3 separate regions of the Homo sapiens genome follow, and regions 2 and 3 are each linked to region 1. A link is a loop called in an ENCODE intact Hi-C map of the cell type or tissue named here. Cell type or tissue: heart right ventricle. All regions are shown on one strand.

Region 1 (8,000 bases):
GGCAATGTGAGTGGCGCTATGGGACGGGCCAGCCCTGCTCCTGAGCCAGCCCCGCCCTCTGCCCCCTGGCCCTGGGCTCTGTGCTAGGGATGGTGAAGAATGGGGGCGTGCCAGCCTGGCAGGAGTGGGAAGCAACACGCAGGGGTCCCGGACCTCTCCAGCCTTGCCCTCACGCTTACCCGAGCTCCCAGTGTGGTTAGCACAGAGCTCACCCACCTTGCCTGGCTCCCAGCTGGGGCCTGTCCTCACTGGTGCTCCAGGGGAAGAAACGACAGCCTCACTTCTGTATGGACTGCTGATGTGGCCTGCCATCCTGTTCAGCGGGCATTGTCTTTGGAGCAGCAGGAGAATAGGATGCCTCTCACTCACATGCCAGTTCCTGGCTGGCCAGCTGCTCAGGGCTCAGGCTGGGGCCTCCCATTGACATCCTCCCCCTACACTCCCTCTCTGAGCCTCCGTCGCCCCTCCTGTTGGGTAAGGGTGTTGAGTGTGACTTGTGCTGAAAACCTGGTTCATATATAATAAATAATGGTGATGAAAAGATTACTGTTTGGTGACAAAGCCCTGGCCTCTGCCTGTGTGCAGGTCCCCTGCCCCGCCCACCTGATTCTTGTTTCTCCAGTGGGTGGGTCTGGGGAGGGGAGCAGGGAAGGATTCTGGGAGCTGCAGTTATGAACACAGATATCCAGGACTACTTTCCTGAGATCTGGAGGAAAATCCGGCCCCCTGCTGACTGCCCGGATTCGGCGGAGAACCAGGCCTGGCAGGAAGACCGAGGACTTGTTCAAGTGCAGCTTTGAGCACCACTCGTCTGGGCCCCAGAGGACACAGTGCAGGACTCCTGCAGTGAAGCAGGTCGCCAGAGGCTTCAAAGCCTCCTTCATGAAATAGCCTAGGGCTGGGATCTGCCAGCACATCTCGCTGCAGGTCCAGTGGGGAAGTGGGCAGAGGGAGCCCAGCCCTCCAGCCCAGCCTGTAGCCCAGGGCAGAGCTGAAAGAACTTCCCTGGAGGGACAGGAGGGTGGGGCGGGACTGGAAGACGCACAATGGAGGCACCAGAGCACTGAGGGCGGAAAGCCAGCTGAGGAGCTTGGATGGATCCCAAGGGCCATGGGAGCCGTGAAAGGGATTTAAAGCAGGGCCGTGACATGGCCAACTGGATTTCTAGCATTATCTATCTCTACAAGCTGCACAGTGGACGGCAGGCTGGTTTGACATCTTTATTAGGGCCCCTGGTGGAAGTGGTGAGGACAGAGAAGCGAGGGGGGAGCTGCTTGGCTGTGACCCATAGAGACCGAGGCTGCCCGTGGTGGGGAGTGCAGCAGGGGCAGGTCTGAGAGTGGCTGTGGGAGCTGAGGTGTTCCTTTGTTTCCTGGTGAGTCGTGTGTGTCCAGGGCACCCCGTGGAAGTGTAGGTAGTGGCTGGCTGGGCGGTGGGGCGGATGGTCAGGAGGAAGATGAGGCTGCAGGAGGCAGAGTTGGAGCCATCGGCATAAATAACCGGTGATCCCTGAGGGGTGCAGGTTGCTCAGGGGGTTCAGAGTGAGAAAAACCCAGAAGAGAACCCCAAGGAGTGTGAGTTCACGGGGTGGGTGGGTGAAGGTGGCCTGTGGAGGATGCCGGGAGGTTGCAGGTAGCCGGAAGACAACCAGGTGAGTGTCACTCAGGAGGATGAGAGGTTCAACAGGAGAGAGTGGTTGAGGTAACACAGACCCCCATTGTCCTCTACCCCCAAGAAGTCAAGGTCAGCTGGCATCTTTGGTGATGGGCAGTAAAGTCAGACTGCAGTGGGCTGGGAGCGAGTGGGCAGGTGGGGGGTGAGAAACACAGTGACCTCAGGATGGGGACCCCGTGGACCCAGTGAAGCTGGACCTGGAAAGACCAAAGGGAGCTAAACAAGGAGGGACCTACTGGGCCCATTTTCCCATGTCGCTGTGGGTCAGCCCTGGGCCTGGGGGAACCACTCTGCCAGTTCCTGCCGCTGCACCTCTGAAGCCACACCCAGCCCGCCACAGGCCCACCATGGGGGCTTCAGGTTCAGGATGCTGAAGATCCACGTTGGCCCAGGATTGGGGTGGGGGGCATGTATCCAAAATGGCTACTTCCTTGTCTCGGCTTCTGCTCTTTGGGTTCTTGCCTTCTGTGATATTGGATTGGTGGCATCTTTAGACACTCTCCCGGGATGTGTGTGGCTGTGGCTGAATTCTCACTGAGCCCCCTGGGTGGCATCCTCTGGGCCTGGGAGGTGGAGTCCTGGAGAGCTGCTCGCTGCTCTCTGGGCAGCCTCTGGACTGCTGAGGGCTGGTAGCTCCTTCCCAGGCAGGGTGGCCTTTCTCACATCTTCCATCCTTCCTTCCTGTGCAGCCATTCCGGGAGAGAGGAGAGGGTCCCAGAGCTCATGTCCACTCCACTCCCTGGCACGATCTGGTCTCCCACCCTTTGGTGAGGACCGTGTTCCTCCCAGAGGCTTTCCCTCCAGGCCCGAGGTGGGAACCTGCAGGGTAAGTAGGTCTGTCAAAGATAAACTAAGCTGGACCTTAGTTAAAGCTACGAAAACAGACCTTATTCATTAACCACTGACAGGGGAGAAGCTGAGCTCCATTCAGATCTGTGCAGGGGGACTGGACAGTTTAATGGGAGAACGTAGGAGTCGGGAAAGGGCATTCCAGGGCTCAGGAATCATGGGAGTGAAAAATTACAAAGGGCTGTCTGTGTTATTGTGGCCGGGCCAGCTGTGTGTGCCAGCTGGCAGTGATGGAAGTTAGGTTCTGGCCTCCCCCAGAGCCTGGGAGACAGGCCCCATCCTTCCTGATGATGCCATTTCAAAGGACTGGCTCTCAGGCTCTTGAGAAAGACACTCCTGGACACACATGCATGTACATCTCAAAGGGACAAGGGAAGGAGGTACGACTCTAAGTGTTTTTAACGTAAATGCTCTAAGAAAGTGAGGGGGTGGTCAGAGGCCTGTTGTCAGGTGTTGGTAGGAACAAACACTAAATGATTTTGACGGCCTTGAGCTTTTTCAGACAGGAACTCAAAGGGTGGCCAGGTGGTCCCAGGGATGCCGCTTTGGGCTGCCAGAAGCCATGCTAGGGTTGGTCCAGTCTCTTGGTGCAGGGGTTTGGACACAGTCACTATGTACCCAACTTCTGTTAGAGTTATCAGTTTCAAACCCCACCCGTGCCCCCAACACCATCCCCAATGTGGGAGGCACATCAGTAAATATCAGCCTCTGACACAGATGCTCACGGACCTACACGATGCAAAAAAGCTCTAAAAATGGGCCGTGACTGAGAGCAGGGCAGCCCTGAACCATACCAAGTGGCAGAGCAGGAAGTGGCCTTGGAGGCCACGCTGAGACAGAGGACAAAGCCACTGAGAAAAAAAAGTAAAGGTAACCAAGAAAAGTTAAGCTGCACACAAAGAGTATGGCCAACAGAGGGCAGCGCCTGCGTGCAGGATGAAGTCTCTAGCGAGCCCTCGTCCAATCTGCGCATTGCTGGGGGTGGATGGTGCCGAGGTCAGAGATGGTGGCCCTAGAGTCATAGGCTTGAGCAGGGAGCCACGATAATTCTCCAGACAGTACCACAGCCTGGAGGAAACGCCCTTCAGGAATATTTCATAGTGGCAATGAATGACGAGCATTGAGCCATCATGAGGTGCCAGGCACTGCTTCGGAAACCAAAGGACCATGCTGAAGAGCTCTGTCGTTCTCCACTCTGATCCCAGGCTTCCCGAACCGTCTTCTGGTTCTGTCTTCCCGAACTGTTTCGTACCTCAGCATCCCTGAGAGATCTAGCACATTCCATTCTGTAACAGGGACGCCACAGGTTTTTAGTGGAGGGAGGGAGGGAGGGAGGTGCTGCTCCTGCTGGCCATAGGGTCCACGCTCCCTGCAGAAGCCCTCAAAGAGCAGCCCTCAGTTAATTTTGGCTGCTTTGAACAGAAATAGGATAGTTGGTAATTCTGGAACAGTGAGGAGCTGGAGGTGAAGTGAGAGGCGTGGCTAATCTCCTTATCTGTGTGCTGGAAGTGACCTGCTGGTAAAGCTTTGGGCTTCCGGGAATGAAATCAGCTGGCAGGCACCACAGTTTTGCTTGACTTGTAGCACTGGAAGATGAGGGCAGATGACCAGAGTCCTGTGTGGATTTAGGCCACATACTGGGTTAGCAAATCTAAATACGAATCTCTCATTGGGGAAATGTTGGTCAAAAGATAGAGAATTTCAGTTAGACAAGAGGAATAAGTCCAAGAGACCTAGTGTGCAGCCCATGGTGACAAAGTGCTCAACAGTGTGTTGTATGCTGGAAATTGATGAGAGTAGATTTCACAAAATGAAAAGTGAGGTAATGCATTTGTTATTAGCTCAATTTAGCCATTTCACAATGTATACACATTTCCAAACATGGTATATACCTACATGTATGCAATTTTTGTCAACTTAAAAAAAAAAAAGGAATCACTTAAGCCAAACAAAACAACCCATGGAATTCTGGGATGGAAGCCATGTCTATTACAAGAGAACCTCCAGGGATGAAGGAGGCTGGGGCTTTAGCCAGCTCTCCAGCTGCCTCTGCCCCAGGCAGACCCACACAGGGCCAGAGTTTGGGAATCATGCGCCGGGTGCAGCCTGCAGTGCTACTTGTCAATGTGGAGTATGGTCTACCTGTAACAGAATAATCTGGAATGCTTGAAAGTACAGGTTCCTGGGTCTCACACTGCACCCTATGGGTTTAGGGGATTCTAGACTCCACATTTTAAACCAGCTCCCAAGGGTTTTGGTGCTAACTGAAGCCCTCGAAGACAGGATGTCCAAGCCCTGACACTGTTGACAATTTGGGCTAGATAATTCTTTGGGTTTTTTTGTGGGGGAGGGGGAGCACGGGAGGGCACTGTTCTTTGCATCCTATGATGCTTAGCAGTACCGCCTCCCTTTACCCACCAGATGCTAGCAGAACCCCTCTCCCTGCTCCTGGCCATGACAACTATAAATGTCTCCAGCCATTTTGAAATGTTCCCTAGGGAAACACCCCTACCATTGAAACCACTGCCCTAGAACCTCAACCCCTCAAGGGATTTCCAAACTTAGTTATCAACCCAGACCCTCGGGAAAGGAGCCTGGGAGGCCCTGAGGGGAGCCGAGTGCCTTCAGCTGGCTTCCCCAGCAGGACTGGAGCTTCTGACCAGGAGACCACACCCCAGCAAGAAGTAAGCCCCCAAGCCGCCAGGGACTTCCAGGTATCAGAGCAGGCACTGATCCCAGCATGAGCTGGTCCCTCTGCGAGCTGGTGCTTCCCAGGAGGCCGGGGGCAGGGAGCTCCGGCACTGCCCCGAGCCCAGTGGAACTTTGTGTTCTCCCCGCAGGCGGCTTCCTGAGCAGGGTGGGCGGACACAGTTGGGATGGATGTTCTCACCCCTACAGGACCTCCGCCTTGGCTCCCTAACCTCAGGATTAAGGGCCATGATAGCAGCAAGGGTCTTCCTCCCTCCTGAAATGTCAGCATTTTGTCCTCTGACAAAGACCTGGGACACACTGGGGTGGTGACTTCATCTTCCCATTCTGTGTCCCACACAGCAGGAGCCCCAGGCTCTGAATTCCTGCGGATTCTGCAGCTTCAGTCAGCTGTGATGCCAGGTGCAAAGGCCTGGCCCTTGGCCGGCAGCAATTGATTCAGCAAACATATTTCTCTTTTTTCTCTCTACCCAGACTCCCAGAAGCAGTTTAACTTTACTTAGCAGCTCAGCTCAGCTTGGAGGTTGAGAGTGCAGAGTCTACAACTGGATCAAATTCCAGCTCTGATGATGATTAGTTGAGTGAAAGTGACTTAATCTTTCTGAGCTTCATTTTTATTGATGAATCAGGATAATATTAGTAGCACCTGCCTCATAGAAGTTGTGCATATGAACTGAGATAATGGACTAAAGTGCTCAACTGGTCGATAAATGCTATTAATTTCATTATATTTACATATTAACTATTTAATTCCATGCCACATTTTATTCTGCCAGGATCTCAGCTTCCTTCCCCTTTTCTGTTCCTGTCATGGTCACCACACTGATGCACTTTGCGGAAGAGAAGGTGGCAAGTGCCCTGTGTGCTTTTATATGTGAGACAGGACCTGACAAATAAGTACTATGAAAAATACCTGGGGCCTGCTTATGTATCTGCATTTTTGTGTTTCCTGTCGAATGTCTTTAATGTATAAATGTAGCATCTTCTCAGTAAAAACACAAATGCTTTTGGAGGACGGGGGGAGGAAGCAGATACTAGAATTGGCATGCTGTTTCTAAAGCCCTCTGGGAAAAACAAACATGTAAGAAATAACCAAGATATTCCTGGAAAAGCAGAGTATTGAGAGGGACACTGGCACTCCAGATACTAAAAAGTCTAAGATAAAGATACCATTTGCAAGGCTACAGAAATGCAAACAGTGGGGCTGGCACATGAACACACAGACGACTCAAGGGGAGAAAATAAGTCCAGAAATAAATTTACAATCAGGAATTAAGAATATGATAAACAGCCAGACACAGTTTCTCACACCTGTAATCCTAGCATTTTGGGAAGCCAAGGCGGGCGGATCCCTTGAGCCCAGGAGTTCGAGACCAGGCTGGGCGTCATAGTGAAACCCTGTCTCCACTAAAAATACAAAAAGTAGTCGAGTGTGTGTAGAGGTGTGAGCCTGTAGTCCCAGCTACTCAGGAAGGCGAGGTAGGGGAAATACTTGAGCCCAGGAGGTTGAGGCTACAGTGAGCAGAGATTGTGCTCCTGCATTCTGGCCTGGGCGACAGAGCGAGACTGACTCAAAAAAAAAAAAAAAATGAATATGATAAACATAGCAAACCAAATACATAAGGAAGAGATGAGTAGGGCAATGAACAGTGTCCAGAGTCCCAGCAGCAAAACACATACAAAATGGAAAGAAACTATAAATGTACTAGAAAAAAATTGGAGAATTTTTAAAATTATCATGTAATAGGGAAGGTCTATCTCAGGGGAAGAAAGAAAAAAAGAAATCCAGAGGCTATGAAGATAAAACTTTATACATTTAACTAAGTTAAAATTTACATTTTCTTCAAGGCAAAAACCATACAAGTAGATAAATGAGCAAATGACACAAAAGAATTCACAGAAGAAGACATGTAAAAGACTTTTGAGCATGAAGAGATGCTTAGTCAAGGAAAGCAAATTCAAACAGCAATGTAACCTCCTTATTACCTTATTAACCTGCTTATTACAGAGAGCGAGACTGTGATAACAGACTGTAGGTCTGTGCTGCCTGCTGCAGTGCATCTCCCCATGCTCTTGGTGCTCCCATACACGCCAGGCGCCTTCCAGGTGCCAGCACTGGCTTCCTTCCTGGGCAGCAGGCTGGACGTACCATCAGGAGTTGGTATATAAACTGGCTCCCAGAGCTGCCCATAGTGTCGCTGGCTTGCACATGTCCTGGATGGCCTACTGGGCCCAGAAAAGGTGAAATGTGAGGAGCACACTAATCACAAAATGACCCGAGCCAAGTCGAGCCAATCCTGGGCTAGACTGGCCAAACCCCATGATATGATTTGGCTGTGCCCCCACCCAAATCTCAACTTGAATTGTATCTCCCAGAATTCCCCTGTGTTGTGGGAGGGACCAGGGGAGGTAATTGAATCATGGGGGCTGGTCTTTCCCATGCTATTCTTGTGATAGTGAATACGTCTCAAGAGATCTGTTGGATTTATCAGGGATTTCTGCTTTTGCTTCTTCATTTTTCTCTTGCCGCTGCCATGTAAGAAGTGCCTTTTGCCTCCTGCCATGATTCTGAGACCTCCTCAACCTTGTGGAACTGTAAGACCAATTAAATCTTTTTTTTTCCCCCCAGTTTCAGGTGTGTCTTTATCACCAGTGTGAAAACAGACTAATACAGGCCAGCTGATGCAGACATACTAGCCAAAATTAAATGCCTGTTGTTATAAGTCAGTTTTAGGGTGTTTTGTCATGCAGCATTATTGCGGCACACC
Region 2 (8,000 bases), 390 kb after region 1:
TTCAGCCTAGAATTACTGAACTGAACTTTATCTCTATCCACAGAAGAACTACAGCCTGCGGTTAGAAAGGTCCCTGTGTGGGCACGTCCTGGGGGAGGCCGGCCAGAGCAGAGCTGTCCCGGACGGCGCCTCCCAAGGACAAGGTCGAGGGAGCTGGCTCGTACTTCAGCAGCCCCTGAACCGCCCGGCCCTAAGCCGTCCTGCACCACCCATGGGGCCGACTCCCGGCTGCAACTCTTTCCCCTCACCCCGCCGCCGACAGCAGAAGTTTCAGGGGACAAGGGGGACCTGCCAGAGCGAGAGTGGAGGGTGGAATACAGTCTAAAAGGAACATACAAGTGTTAAGTGACAGGCTCTATGGAACTGCCGGAGCAGAGCCCAGCAGAAGACAAGCGTTTAAGAAGACAAAGCAGTAGAAACCCCGTTTTCCTGACAGGGCGTTCGGAGCCCTTCACAATCTGACCCCAGCCTACTCCCTGGAGCCAGGTGGGGATGCCCAAAGGCCTCACACTCCCCCCGCTGTCTGGTGCTGGGGCCTGAAGCAAGCAGCAAACCCCCCCACCCGTGGGCTCCCACGCCCTCATCTGTGAAGACATCACCAGGCCGCTCGCAGGTCTGAGGGGAAATTAGAGGGTAATGGCGTCAGCACCGGCCCAGGGAAGGCAGGACGGCGACAAGCACAGTGGGTTCTCTTGTTTGGCCCTCTCCGCCCTGGGCCATGCAGAGGCTGGAGCAGGGCCAGGTCTACACCCGGTCCGTCCACTCCTCCCTGAAGCCGCCACTACACACAGCGCTCGGTAAGCAGGGGCCCTCCCCAGGCATCGTGGAATGAACGAGGAGCATTTCACTTGCTCTACCCTCTGGAATAAAAGGGGGTCAGTAAGGGAAAAAAGACTCCAGCAAGTAACTCAAGAACCAGAAACAATAACTGACAATTTCTGATTAAGTCCTTGGACTCTGGTAACCTCCTAATGTTTCTCCCTAGTGCGCGGGTTCTCAATCAGGGACAATTGTGCCTCCAGGGGACATTAAGCAACATCTGGAGATGATTTTGATTGTCAGGACTGGGTGGGGGTGGGAAGGTGCTACTGGCACTTTGTGGGTAGAGGCCAGAGATGCTGCTAAACATCCTACAATGGAAATGTCAACAGCACCAAGGCTAAGAAACCCTGCCCTAGTTAGCGCTGAGCAGTAAAACCAAAGGTGCCTGTACACCAGCAAAGAGGGCCACTGGGGAAGTGGTGTGCCACTCTGCAGCTAACCCGAGATGTGCAGGAGTCCCAAAAGGCAGCGGCTGCTCAGGGCAAAAAAGCAAAGGAAACCAGGCAAAATCCCTGGGAACTTTAAAAATAGAAAAGTCAATCGGCTAGAGGCCGCAGCGGGTGAGGAATCTGCTGCCCTGGCCTGGATGTGGAGCGCGATTCCAGAATATCACTTGAAGTCATTTCATGGAATACAATCACAGTGCTTACGCGCTGCCTGACACAGCTGAAGGCAATTCCACACACCAACTCCTTTCACCTTGCCAATAATGGGATAAAGCAGGTACTATTCCCATCCCCATTCTGCCGAGAAGGACGCTGAGGCACAGTGAGATCAAGTAACCTGCCAAAGTCACACAACTGAACAAGCAGTAGGCAGGGCAGAACACACACCTGGCAGTCTAGAAGCTCTCGGTCACGTGGCATCCACACCTGCAGACCTCATGCTCACCACCATGCAGGATCCACGCACTCAACACACATGGGCGCCACCCCCCCGCCCTGCAGCCCATGTGCTCAGCACAGCACTCTAACCACCAGTCCACACTGCCTCCCTTCCTGTGACACAGAATTCGGACCCCACCTTGTATAGACCAATTTGTAAAGTAGCTCTCCCTGTGCTGAGCTGAAATCTGGTACCCACCTGGCCCTGGTTTCTCTCTTTCCTTGGCACTGCTCACCGTCTAGCTGCCCATCACATGTCCCAAGACAGCCTCATGCTCCCTGCCAGGTCGCAAGTCAAACAATGCTACTTCCCTCAACCATTTCTCACAGGTCATCTTTTCAGGAACTCTTGCTGTTCTGGGGATGCTCCTCTGGATATACTTCAAAATCCAACAACAACCCTCTTATAATGTGGACTCCCCTCCACAGCAGAACACAACACCATCAACACAGCATGTCTCCCCAGGACAAACAGAAAGACTCTGAAGCAGTGAGGTGGAACCCTGCCCTTGAGGGCCAATCAACGTCAAATGACTTGCCATCTCCTAATAGAGCAAAAAGTGGTCAGTGGCTGTAAAAACCTCCACGTCTGACACAGTGGGAAATGGAGGAAGCATTACTACTTTTTAAATTATTATTATACTTTAAGTTCTGGGGTACATGTGCAGAACGTGCAGGTTTGTTACACAGGTATACACGTGCCACGGTGGTTTGCTGCACCCACCAACCCGTCATCTACATTAGGTATCTCTCCTAATGCTCTCCCTCCCCTAACAGGCCCACCAACAGGCCCGGATGTGTGGTGTTCTCCTCCCTGTGTCCATGTCTTCTCATTGTTCAACTCCCACTTACGAGTGAGAACCTGCAGTGTTTGGTTTTCTGTTCCTGTGATAGTTTGCTGAGAATGATGGTTTCCAGCTTCATCCATGTCCCTGCAAAGGACATGAACTCATCCTTTTTTATGGCTTCATAGTATTCCATGGTGTATATGTGCCACATTTTGTTTATCCAGTCTATCAGTGATAGGCATTTGGGTTGGTTCCAAGTCTTTGCTATTATGAACAGTGCTGCAATAAACATACGTGTGCATGTGTCTTTATAGCAGAATGATTTATAGTCCTTTGGGTATATACCCAGTAATGGGATTGCTGGGTCAAATGGTATTTCTGGTTCTAGATCCTTAGTCCCTTTGGAGGAAAAGAAATGAACCCATTCTTACCACCAACCACCATGTTGCACATGACAAACAGAAAATCAAAAATTAAGTGTTACAGTAACTGAAACCAAGGAAAACCTTTCTTGTCTTAACACTCAACTACAAAAGCATACCTCCCCCCTCGCCCAGATGAAATGGAAACACTTTAATGGAAGGGTTATTTCCATTCTAAAAGTTACTTTATACAAGGAAAAGGAAAAAGCCCTAGACCCAACTTCGCAGGCTTCACAGCCCCTCACACTGTCAGCATCCCTTTCCTGGTGCTTGAAAACATAAGAAATAAATTAGAGAGCAAACCACAACAAAGTCGGTTTGAAGCCTCTCAGCCATGCCTACGACAAACCATTTCTCAGTGTGACAGGTACTGTTATTACCAACACACAATCCAATTTTCTCTGAGAAAATGACATGGTTGAGAGTCTGCCTCTCATTCCTAAAATGTATTCAGCAGGAGTCTTGATGGGAGATTAAACACAAGGAGACGTCCCCCGAGCAGCTGAGGGGCGGGATCAGGAGAGAAGAGACTGTCCCCACTTATTTTCTTAGTACCCCTTCTCTAACTTTAGCTAGCTTGCTTGCATCAAAGTAAAACTGGTTTTCTAACTAGTCTTTTATGAGGATTAAAACGTTGTCTGAGCTTATTATTTTTCAACTCAAGTGACTATCCAGAACTACTATGATGGCTTAAATGTGGCTTACAGGCGTCACTTGCTTTGGTTTCTTATCACCTATGCTTGTTTCACCTTCAGAGTGAGGAAAAAGCAGAAAAAAAGAGAAACGTGAAATTACCAATAAATGTATTCTTTCCATCTCATCTCAAAGTAAAGCAACAGTGCTTACTCTAATAATTCTGTACCTCAGAAATATATACATTTAGCCTAATAGTGTCTTTTTTGTGTGTTTTTTTGGTTTTTTTTTTTTTTTTTTGAGACAAGGTCTCACTCTGTCACCCAGGTGGGACTACAGTGGTGCAATCCTAACTCCCTGTAGCCTCCACCTCCCAGGCTCAAGCAATCCTGCTGCCTCAGTCTCCCAAGTAGCTGAGACTACAGGTGCATCCAACACATCCAGCTAATTTTTTAAATTTTTCTTTTGTAGAGATGGGGTCTTGCTATGTCAACCAGGCTGGTTTCCAGCTCCTGGTCTTAAACAATCCTCCTTCCTCAGCCCCCTAAAGTGCTGGGATTACACACATGAGCCATGAAGGCCGGCCTGCATTCTTAATCAATTTCCACAAGGAAGAGTAAGTAAACATTTTTCTAAGAAATAAAGAAAAGATGTCATAAATAATAACATTTTAACATTTTAAAATAAAATCCCTTTACTTACAGAAAAGAAGCAGATTATCCCACACAACAGTCTGAAAGAAAGCTCTCATCAGCGAATCTAGCACAGACAAAACATTTTAAAATGCCCTATTCATCTAATACTGTTTTCAAAGTAATGACAGAAATAGCATACATCACTGCTTTATTTCACTGCTTATAGAGCACAGACCAACCTTTTTTTTTTTTGAAATAGGGTGTCCCTTTGTCGCTAAGGCTGGAGCGCAGTGGTGCAATCACAGCTCACTGCAGCCTCGACCTTCTGGGCTCAAGGGATCCTCCCACCTCAGCCTCCCAAGTAGCTGGGACCACAGGTGCGTTCCACCACAGCTGGCTAATTTTTTTGGTAGATGGGGTCTCCCTGTGTTGCCCAGGCTGGTCTCAAACTCCTGGGCTCAAGCAATTCTGCCTTGGCCTCCCGAAGTGATGGGATTACAGAGGCGTGAGCCCCTGCACCCAGCTTAACATGACTTCCTAAAATCAGATTCTGAACTCAAGGTTTGTTTACTTTCGCAGTTTAACAAATATTTACTGAGCCTATCTTTTGAAATCCTTCCTTCAGTAAGATTATAGAGTTGGTCTTCAAATCTAAAGTCAAACCCCCCAGACAGCAGACAAAGGCCCCTCAGGTCTCACCCCAACCTGTACCCCCGCCCTCCGGCCTCCACATCTCTGTGGTCTTGCAGACTCTGAGCATCTCTGAGGGATGTCTCTAGTGCCTGGAAAGCCCTCACTCACCACCTCACCAGCCTGGCAACCCCTCCTTCCCTGACTCCTCTGTGAGAGCGCAAAGCCCCCAGGCCCCATAGCCTGCCGTGCATCTCGTTCACCAGGTCAGCAGCATTTACTGAGCACCTCGCATGGGCCAGGAGTGTTCTAAGCACCACGGGTCAGCAATGAATCTGACATATCAAAATGGTCGCCCTCTTGAGATGTGTTTCAGGTAGGGAGACAGAACTATTAAGTATAAATAACTAAAATATATAGCAAATTAGGAGATGAATGTTATGGAGAAAAAAATAAAGCAAGGCTGGGCAAAATGACGTGGGAAAAAGCGCCGAGGTGCAGTCTAGAGCAGGGTGGTCAGGACGCCTCACTAGAAGATGGCATTTATTGCACTTCGCCCATAATGTGTTTGTTACCAACTGAAGGTTTGAGGAAACGGCACCAAGCAGGTCTGTCAGCGCCATTTTCCCAAAAGCACACGCTCACTTCGTGTCTCTGTATCAGCATATTTTAGCAATAACATATTTTTTAAATGAAGGTATGTACACTGGTTTTTTAGACATAATGCTATTATACACTTAAACCATAATATAGTGCAAACATAGCCTTCATGTGCACCAGGAAACCAAAAAATGTGTGTGGCTCACTTCATTGCACCATTCACTTCACTGGGATGGTCCGAAACTGAACCCACAAAATCTCCAAGTTATGCCTGTAGTAATATCTATCACATATCAAGTACTACACTTCAGCCTGTGTAAGGGTGACCTAATAATTCCATGAGACGCTTACGCCTGGCCCATCCTGCACCTGAGGACGCAGGGGCTGGGGAATGAGTGCAGTCACGATGCTAGGAAGCGGCTCAGCCCACGTGGAGACCCACGCAGCTTGGCCCTGACGCCTATACTCTTAACCACGACAAACTAAAAATAATACTGCTCAAAACGCTTCCCACAAAAGCCAAAAGCCAATATGATCGATTCTAAAAAAAACACTTAATTCAGAAAACAAAGTGATCCCTTATCACTTTTGATACAGTGTGAGAAATCAGCAGATCTCCTGGATGACGTTCTGGCGGTCAGCAGTCTTCTGGACACTTTCCGGACACCAGCCCACAGTCATTCCCTCCCACAGCCCACTCAGAACTGCAACTGGAAATCCAAACGCATTCAAAAACTGGCTAAGGCAGGTCAGCATTTTAGCCAGAAAGTATCTGCTTCACTCAAGCCAGCAGATTCTCAAATCACAATCATTTGACTCAAAAAGCACCATTAGTTACAGACTCCTGTGTATGCCAGATTATGCCAGAAAAGCATACATGTCCTGGTAATGCAATAAATCTTGACCTAAGCTAGAAGAGTGTCAAAAACCTAAATACAGAAAAAAGAGTGGGTATCGAAACAGACACAGCATGGAGCATCAGGCCTCATTACAAATCATGTTTTTAAAGAATTTCAGTCGCTTAAGAAAGGGCTCACAACATAATGCTGTTAATACATAGCATATGAAACATAAATACAAGAGGACATATCTATCCACCTATTTACAGTTCATGAAAATAAAAGGGAAAGATGAAGTAATAACATAAACAGCGACAACCAGGCGCGGTGGCTCACACTTGTAATCCCAGCACTTCGGGAGGCCGAGGCAGGCAGATCACCTGAGGTCAGGAGTTCGAGACCAGCCTGGCCAACATGGCGAAACCCCGTCTCTACTAAAAATACAAAAATCAGCCAGGCGTGGTGGCGGGCACCTGTAATCCCAGCTACTTCGGAGGCTGAGGCTGGAGAATTGCTTGAATCCAGGAGGCAGAGGTTGCAGTCACTGGAGATTACACCACTGCACTCCAGGCTGGGTGACAAGAGCGAAAACTCTGTCTCAAAAAAAAAACAAAACAAAAACAGCGACTACAAAGGAGTAACTTCTCCTTTGTAAAAGTGTTTTTTACATCTCAAATTTTCTAAATTGAACATGAATTTTAGATTGGAAATCATGCACTCTGCTCATCTGTAGAGTCTAAGTTCTCTTCGGTGCACCTCTGACCACCCTCCTCCCTTCAACCCCGTCTCACGGCACACCTTGCTTCCCACCCGGGGTCAGCCACCGTCTATTTATTCAGTTCACTATATCGACTGAATTTCTCAATAGCCCGCAACCTTACCTTGCCGGATAAATGTATATTTTATGATGCCAAATAAAAATCTCCATTTTAAACCACCTCTGCAGATGGAAAGGCCCTGTCTTTATGCTGGTAAAAGAATGTCACAGCACATACCATTATAAACGCCACACGTAACCCATTCATCTCCTGAAATTTATGTCAGAAAGATTGGAAATAAAATCTATATTAACAGCAAGTGCTTAATATCAAATGCGGTATTAAAAATAACAAAAATTTTCATTCCTGTAATACTAAGAGGCTCTCTTAACTCCATTTAACAGACACACAGTGCCACCTATCAGCCATCCTCTGTAACTGCAGGTGCAAGGTAAAGAACCGCTCATAGACATGCCTTCCCCTCTCCCTGCTATTTACATGCCAAAGACCACCACAGGTTAAGAGGACAGCCCTATTAGAAGCCCCTGCTGTTTCTATATTGTGTTCTTGAAAAGTTTTACTTCCTTAGGAACTGGAGCTTTTTACTGCTGAACTGAACCCAGAGATTGCAATCCCAGCGAAGTCTGAACAAATCTATGTCTAAAATACGGGCTGTTATGATACCCAACAGTGTCCTAGGAGAAATCCAAGCCAATCTCCAGGTCCAGCCCTCAACAGCCGCCTGATGGGAAGAGACATAACAATTAATGGCAAATTTCTTACAAGGATTACCCACACGTCTTCTTTCCTCTAACTACCTCCTCTTCGGCCTGCAACTGCTGTGATTTGGCCTCTGCCCAGCTTCTCTCACAAGGCTGCTCACCCCTGTGTGGTGAACCCAAGGGCTACCTCTTGACCCTCATCCTGTGTGACCTCTCAGTGCCACTTAACAGGGCCCCCTGGCTTCTAGAGTTTTCTTTCTCTTCTCA
Region 3 (8,000 bases), 160 kb after region 1:
GGTCCTAAGCCAGGGGGGGATGAGGGTCTGGCTCTCAGTCCCTGCCTCGCGGGGGGTGCCTCCCCCCTCTGCGATGGGGGTCCTAAGAGCCAGTGGGGGAACCAGGGGCTGGCTCTCAGTCCCTGCCTCGCGGGGGGTGCCTCCCCCCCCCTGCGATGAGGGTAGCAACAGCCGGGGGTGGAAGAGGGGATAACTCTCAGTCCCCACCCTTGCGGTGGGTGCCTCCCCCTCCTGCGATGGGGGTCCCCAGAGCCAGGGGGGGAAGAGGGACTGGCTCTCAGTCCCTGCCTCGCGGGGGGTGCCTCCGCCCCCAGCGATGGGGGTCCTAAGAGCAAAGGGGGGAAGAGGGGCTCGCTCTCAGTCCCCGCGTCGCGAGGGGTGCCTCCTCCCCTGTGATGAGGGTGCAAAGAGCCAGGGGAGGAAAGGGGGAGGTTCGCAGTCCCCGCCTCGCGGGGATTGCCTCGCCCCCTGCGATAGTGGTCCCAAGAGCCAGGGGGGGAAGAGGGGTTGGCTCTGAGTCCCCGCCTCGCGGGGGGTGCCTCCCCCCACTGCGATGGGAGTCCCAAGAGCCAGGGGGTAAGAGGGGATGGATCTCAGCCATCACAAAATGGGGGGCCTTTATGTTCAGGTTTTGCCCAAGAATCAGCTTATTTGCTTCTTGTACTAGCAGGGCAGTTGCTGCCAAGGCCCTCTAATAGGGGGGCCATCCTTTAGAAACCTGTCTAGTTGTTTAGAGACGTAGGCTACCGGCCTCAGCCAGGGCCCCACAGTTTGGGTTAAAAGTCCAGCTGCCATCTTTTCTCTCTCTGACGCATACAATGGAAAAGGCTTTGTCAGATCGGGTAGCCCCAGGGCTGGGGCTGCCAGAAGTTTTTCCTTTAACTAATGAAAGACTCGCTGTTGTCGGGATCCCCATTTCAAAGTTTCCGGGTCCCCGCCCCCTTTGTGACCTCATACAAAGGCTTGGCTAATACTGCAAAGTTTGGGATCCACAGTCTACAAAACCCCACAGCTCCTAAGAATTCTCTCACCTGCCTTCTGCCCTTAAGCTCCGGTAGATTGCAAATAACCTGCTTTCTTTCTGTTCCCGAGCTGCGTTCGGACCCATGTCTTATTGTAAATCCCACGCAAGGTACCTGCCGTCGGAAGATTTGAGCTTTCTTCTTGAACACCTCATACCCACAGTCCTCCAGGTGGTTCCTAAGGATCTTAGGATCCCCGATGGGCGTCCTAAGCCAGTGGGGGAAGAGGGGCTGGCTCTCAGTCCCCGCCTTGCGGGGGGTGTCTCCCCACCCTGTGATGGGGGTCACAAGAGCCAGAGGGGGAAGAGGGGCTGGCTCTCAACCACCACGAAATGGGAGGCCTTTATGTTCAGGTTTTGCCCAAGAGTCAGCTTTTTTGCTTCTTGTACTAGCTGGGCAGTTGCTGCCAAGGCCCTCAAACAGGGTGGCCATCCTTTAGAAACAGTAATATTAGTAACAGCAGCAGCATGTATTCACTGGGCACTTCTCAGTACCTGGCCTCATGGCTCCCACTTTGTAGGCGCCAGTGGGATCAAGAGAGGGCAACATTGCAACTCTCCATGCTCCTGCAATATCCATGGCTATTCTGTAGGTGGGTACACCAAGCACTGGTCCTATTGGTGATGAGAGTAATGGGATCAAGTAGACAGTTGAAAGATTTAGACTTTTTCTCATTTATTAGGAAAATCATGTGAAACTTAAAAAATTTTAAATTACAGTTGAAACAGAAGAAAAGTAATAGAGTAGAGTATATAAACATATTTGTAGAGAGAAGCTAGTTAAGAAATCGTAAAGTTGATAGATCCCAAGGACACATTAACAGAATGTTGACATTATACCAATGGAAAACCAAGGTGGAGGAAAAAAGATTGGTTGGTTGTCGAAGACATAGCGGATGATGAAATTGGCCCTTCCAAGGCTGGTGGACATCATGGGTGGTGATTTGCTAATGTCTCCCAGTTTTAACCAATTTGCTGCTTTAAAATCCTGTTGTCATCACATTTGTATTGCAAAGAAGCCACATGTCACTGAAAATGAAGGATACAGGAACACACTGTATAACCTTAAAAAAACTACTGCTCTAATGGTACAGAAGGCCTCCAAAGCCCTTTAAAAAACTAAAAAGAAATGTTCAAGCAGGCGGATGACAAAGTTCAGTATTTTAAAATTAGCCACAGTTAATCCAAATGAAAGTTAATAAATTCCACTAAAAGTCACTTCCAGCAACAATTCCTTTAAGAGTCAACTTATTTTTAAACCTACACAATGAATTTTAAATCAGAAGGGCTATTGATTCCTCAGAGGAGTTGCCCAAGTAATTGACTTTATATTTAAATAAATCTAAGATTTACAAGGAAGTGGATAGAGAAGACCCTCTGGTTTTATTTCTATTTTGAAGTCAGACTTTGCATGTTAGTACTGACCCACCCAAAACAGGCTTTCCTGTGGAGCCACACAGTTGGGAAGTCCCTTTGTTGCCTGTGTAGTTTGTGCATTTAGACCCTGCATTATTAATTCTAGCCATTCTATCTCCGCATTTTATTTCTCTGTGTTAGCCTTGTTAGACTACCATAAATTTTATTTGGGGTGTGGCTGGGTAACTGCCCATTCTCAGTCATACTCAGGCATGTAGGTGTACACACATGCACAGAAGCCAAGAACTATATTTCTCAATTTGCAGACAGAAAGACAACAGGTACAAAGCCCTAAGGATTATAAAGGTATGCTGCTTACCATCATCTTAGTGACCAAGGCAGCGAAGCTGTTTCTGTACCTTGGAACAGTCTTCCCTGACAAGCCAGAGAACAGTGATAAAGCCACCAGCCTTGGGATCAGGACTGAAAAGGCAAGAGTGATGGAGATTTCTCCTGCGCTAAGCCAAGAGAAGGTTTCAGCACTTCAGACAGCTCCCACCGAAGTAGCCGCGCTCCCAGCTGCTTGCAGATGTTGAAAAGGAAAGCCTCGGTTTGTCTTGAGGTTGTCAGCAGGTGCAAGACACGTAATAAAATGCAATGTGTTCCTAATTCATTGCATATCCTCAGCTTTAAATTTGGGTAGCAAAATGATTACTCTAGATTCTTCAGTCTTGGCAAGTATCTGTACCTAAAAAGCAGTTTTTCTACCTAATGTCTTTTTTTGTTTTTGTTTTTCAATACACCTTAAGCAAATTGAAGCTTTTGTTCCTGGAGGAAAAGTGGTTTGATATGTTCATCTATCTTTTAGTAAATTTGGGGGCATAACTTTTCCAATTCTGAGGAACTTTTCTAAGAAGAGTGCATAAAAGTTTGTTGTTGTTTTTAAAGGATGCAACATTCAGCCTGTGTCATGAGTTTAATTATACAATTTAAAGGACATATGTGCAATGCATTTTGCAGATGTGTGCCGGATATATATGTGCAGATAATGGGCAAGTATATATGTGTGCATATATATATCGGGAGTATACTATATAAACACACAATACACGCCCACCCACACACATTGTGTATTTTCCAGAAAAAAAAAAAAAAGCATGTCAGGACTTACATCTAAGTTAGAGATGCTGTTTAGAACCCCATTAAAAAATGTACATGTTATATCCCTGATTTGTTTCTCAGGACACCTGTGTTTATGTGAGAATCATTTCTAGACACATGTCACAATAAAAAGAAGGACATGTATACTCCAAGTTAAGATTTTTTAAAAAAAGATGGAGATCATCTGAAATAAAATTCAGAGCTCTTGCCTTTCCTTTCTCCTAGCGACACCTAGAGCCTGTTGAGAAAAAAACTGCACATTGTTCTCACTCCAAACATCCACAATTCAACAATTTTAAGTCAGATTTAAGGTAAAAAGTACATTTTTCCTGTTTGCATTGCAGCTTAACTGTCTTCCCCAAGATTCTCGGTAGTTTAATCCTCCAGAACTCTTCACCCTCCCCCAATTAAACCATTTGCCAAAGACTTGAACCAGATGACTGAAGGATCTGTCTATTTCCCTCAGGGCTTGGCCCACCAAAGTGAGGGACATGCCTTTGAATGACTATTGAACCAGGGGAGTCTGGAAATGATGCAGGAGAAAATCACAAAACCTCGTGCAAAATCTGACGCAGGGCTGTAGGGGGTGTGTACCTGTGTGTGTGCAAACCACATCTCCCACAAAGTTTTGTGATCTCCATTAAAGTTTCCACATCCTTCATTCATAAAACAAAAACTACCAATAACAACAGCAAAACCTCACTGATTTCATAGTATCTGGCAATTAGGAATTGTCCCTGGGAAATCACTCAATGTCTCACCGCCCCCCCCCCCCCGACCCAAACACAACTCTTGCACTAAAGAAATATGAAACAGGGAAACAGCATGGCTGGAGGCTGCAGAGGTAATGACCAAAACCACCTACTCAGTGCCGGGCAATGTACTGCCCTGGGTACGTCAGGGTAGACTAAGTGAGAGGCCGGTGGGACCCCTGCGGTTCCCAGGTTGAGCAGTTGTGAAACTCCTCAAAGGCATACATAGTAATTTCTACAAACCAACACAGCCTAGCTGTTATAAGAGCTGTACCAGCCAAGCCAGACCTGTTTCTCTGAGAGCCTGTCGGGGATTTTTCTCTTTTCCCTGGGAAAAGAAGGCCTCAAAGAAAAAGCACAGTTTCCTCCCTTCTAAGTCCTAGCAGCCCTCTGCATCCTTGAAAGGGATCCACAGGAGGTGGTTAAACGCATCCATCTAAGGTCCGGCTCCTGTCCTGCATGAGTCATTGGTTACTAGGGCGATGTGCAAATCCAACCTTTGAAACCCAGGCTTCCAGCCCCCATGAAGAGTAGGAAATGTGCTCTCGGAGAAGTTTTCACTGAACACGGTCTAAGGCAGAGGTGCTAGTCCAGGGCTGGGAGGGGAGACAGACACGGCCTGAGAGCTCTCAGCAAAATTGCTGGGCCCTGGGACAGAGGGTTGGGGCTCAGATGCCAGTATTTTGGTATTTTTTTTTTTCCGGAAAGGATAATCACCACCACCACCGCTGGGGGGAAAAAGTGTCTAGGAGAAGTAAGAAGAGGAACGAAGGAGAGGCATTTGAGTCAAGGGACAGAGTGAGTAGGAGAGGAGGGGCACGATGGAGAGATTCCAGACACAGGTGGGAGGGAGAGAAGGTGCCTGAGGCTGTGTTCCCGGAGCACGAAATAAATAAAAAATAAACCAACTCGTAAGCACAGGCCGATCGAATTCTCTCCTTAGGAACCATAGCAGCATGCTGTTAAAAACAGACATCCGCACATCCAGGGAACGTAAGGCGAATTCCAGATCCCAGCAGGCGCAGTACCCAAACCCCGCTCTCTCCAGCCACCAACTCCCGGCCGCCGCGGCTGCAGACACAGACCCGCTCCCTCCGGGACGGCGATGACCGCGATCTGGCGCCACGGAGCCTGTCTGGGGGCGCCCGGAGAGTCGTGGGCTGGGGGAGGGCGCCTGATTCCCCCCCCCACAGATGCCCCCGGCCGACGCGTCTCGCTGCGCGCTCAGCCCGGAGCCCCCGCCGCCGTCCCCCGCCCCCGAGAAGCTCTTACGTCCTCCTTGTCACCATCGCTCCGCGCCTGGTACTGGAACCGGGGCCGGCCATCCGCGCCGCCGCCGCCGCCGCCGCCGCGCTCCCGGGGCGCCGCCGCCTGCGCCCGCGGGCCGAGGGGCTTGGCTCCTGCGCCGCCGTCCTCCTCGGGCCCCTGGCCGCCCAGGAGGTGACTCGCCTCCGGGGGCGTGGGGAAGGACCTCGAGGTGTTGATCTTGCCGGTGAACCTCTGGTACAGCGAAGCCATCGGGCACCGCGCTCCTGCTGGCTGTCTTTAGGGCTTTTTAATATTTTGCTTTCTCTCCGGTTCCCACTCCCCACCCCGCTCCAGATTAAAAAAAAGGCGGTGGGGAGGCAGCAGCAGCAGCAAGGCAAGCCCAGCGCCGGCGACCGCTCCTCCCGCGCGCCACTCGCGAGTCTCCGCTGGCGACTCTACCTGGCTCAGCCTCCTCCGCCCCCTCCCCGGCGGCTCGCGAAGCCGGGGCTCTGGCTGTTCTTTCTCTCTTTCCTGTTTTTATAATTTTTTTCCCCAACTCCTTGCCACAGCCACGTACGGCCTAATCAAAGAGATTGAAGGAAGAAAAAAAACCAAAAACATAAAGCGAGGGAAATGCCTAGGCCCCAGAATTTGGCACCACCTAGAAACCCGCACACATTCCGAGCGCTCTCCTCGCTCCCCGCCCCCAGGCCCCTCGCGCAGCTCCTCCTCCACCCCGGCCCCTCCGCCCCCTTCCCCACCGGCCTCCTCCCCGCGCCCGGGACTGGCGCCTGGGTGGCAGGGGTTGGCAGCCCGGAGAGGGCACGGGGTCGCACAAAAAGGGTGCGAGGGTGCGTGAAGAGGGTGGAGGGGCGGGGACCACGCGGGTCGTGGGTGCGGGGGCGGTGGGGGAGTCCCGGGAGCTGAGGGTTCTGCGGCCCCGCCGAAGGTAGTGCTGCGCGTGCCCCGCAGCACGCGAGCGGACGGTGCAAGGGGATGCGGAGGTCGAGGCAGGCAGGCCGGCCAGGGGGCGACTGAAGGTGCAGCCGGCCCCGGGGCGCCCCAGCCACGCACGCGCTGCGGCGCCGGGCTCCCCGCGCCCCCAGCTCTTCTTGCCTAACTTGAAGCAACACCAGAGACACCCCGAGGACCTGGGGTGCAAATGGGGCGTGGGAGAGCCACCAGGAGGGCGCGGGGTGGTCGGACGACGCTGGTGAGGAGGCCGCCCTCCCTCCACAGCCCAGCTCCCTCCGAAACCGCCCCTTCCCTTCGCCTCTCTCCGGAGGAGAGCAGGAAAGGTCGCGGGGCGGCAGAGGACGCCCAGAGGCCCAGGCGCCCCTCGCGGGCGCTGCGCCCCGCAGAGAGCCCGGCTGTGACCGTGACTCCATTCTCATTATCATGAACGCAGGCGGAGGCTCGGCTCTCCGGCTGCCCGCAACTTTTCCAAAGCCTGCGCCTCACTGTGCCCGCCGAGAGCGAGGGAGGGCGACATGGCTCCACTCGCCGCGCGCTCTCGGGCTTGCCTCCTGCCCAGCCGCAGGAAGGCGCGCTCCAGCGCCCCTGTGTGGACACCCGCACCAGCGGGCTCCGCTCCTCCGCTCCAGGCCCGGCCTGGCTTCTCTTCCCCTCCCGGCCCTCCCGCGTCCTCCCCGGCTCCCTCCTGCACTCTTCTCCGTCCTTCTGGAGTTGCTGGGCACGCGTCTCTCTCGTCTCGTCCCCACGTCCTCCTTGCGCGCCCCTTCCAGCCCTTCCCGGCCGGGAAGGACCTATCACATCCAGAGAGCGAACGTGGGCCGGGAAACCCCAACTCCAGAGGGGGGAACCTGTGAGACCCGCCCCTGCCCATTCCGCCGCCTCCTTCCACATGGAGGTAGGTCGTTGGCTTCATCTCCCAGGACTGCTAAGGCTCCCTGCTCCTTCCGGGTTTCCATGCCTGTTTCCACTTAGGGTTTCAAAATAACAGGCTCGGCCGCCACGCACAAGGCTGACTGCAGGCTCGCCCCCAGCCTTGGCATTGCCCCAAGCCCAGAGAGAGGCCTGCCTGGGCCTGAAACTGCATGCTCCCTCTGTTTCCCTAACTGCGGGGGAGAATACTGGATGCCGGTGAACAAGTCTCCTGGGAAGAGACCTCCCTTCAGTCCCTTCCACCTGCCTCCCTTCCCCAAGCTTTCAATCCAGTGTGTAGTTTTTGGTTTAACCAAAATTTGTACCACGCTCATCTTCTGTTTACTCCACAGTAGTTACCCTTTACTATGAAGAAACATGAGTTTAAAAACACTTTAAAAAAATAGCAAATACAAAACCAAGTAAAACCAGGATTGCAACAGCTAAGCAAAACTTGCTGCATGGGAGAGGCCAGGCAGGTGGGTCTGGGGTGGGGAGAGCTTCAGCTGCTCCATTTGACTTTGAAGACAGAGGCAACAGAGCCATAAAACTAAACTTTAAAAGTCACCACAATTAGA

What was found. Peaks named below come from ENCODE experiments on the same cell type or tissue, not always from the same donor. Only the 100,000 strongest peaks of a DNase experiment are listed, where the experiment ranks them.
Region 2: a loop joins it to region 1, with 21 times the contacts of the local background. A loop is called at or near these places in 25 of 110 quality-filtered maps.
Region 3: a loop joins it to region 1, with 10 times the contacts of the local background. A loop is called at or near these places in 45 of 110 quality-filtered maps.

The regions. Positions count from the first base shown.
Region 1 is chr7:149,880,153-149,888,152 of GRCh38, forward strand. ATP6V0E2 (ATPase H+ transporting V0 subunit e2) reads left to right here. Exons shown (of 4, transcript NM_145230.4): 4 at 1-543. It also overlaps a transcript of ACTR3C not described here. Among named protein-coding and RNA genes, the nearest start is that of ATP6V0E2, 10 kb to the left of the region's middle. In heart right ventricle, a CTCF peak has its summit at 3,430 (motif pointing right); DNase peaks (open chromatin) are centred at 1,082, 3,460, 5,365, 5,603 and 1 weaker place; H3K27ac peaks cover 3,835 bases.
Region 2 is chr7:150,268,860-150,276,859 of GRCh38, forward strand. All of the region lies in intron 6 of ACTR3C (actin related protein 3C), which reads right to left. Among named protein-coding and RNA genes, the nearest start is that of LRRC61, 50 kb to the right of the region's middle. RefSeq lists an enhancer at 55-555. In heart right ventricle, a CTCF peak has its summit at 7,440; no DNase peak of the experiment used is centred here.
Region 3 is chr7:150,042,047-150,050,046 of GRCh38, forward strand. LOC100134040 (a long non-coding RNA gene) reads left to right here. Exons shown (of 2, transcript NR_148939.1): 2 at 2,704-3,326. It also overlaps a transcript of ACTR3C not described here. Among named protein-coding and RNA genes, the nearest start is that of ATP6V0E2, 170 kb to the left of the region's middle. RefSeq lists enhancers at 6,721-7,355, 7,356-7,989. In heart right ventricle, a CTCF peak has its summit at 3,761 (motif pointing left); DNase peaks (open chromatin) are centred at 2,926 and 7,555; H3K4me3 peaks cover 1,745 bases; H3K27me3 peaks cover 1,034 bases.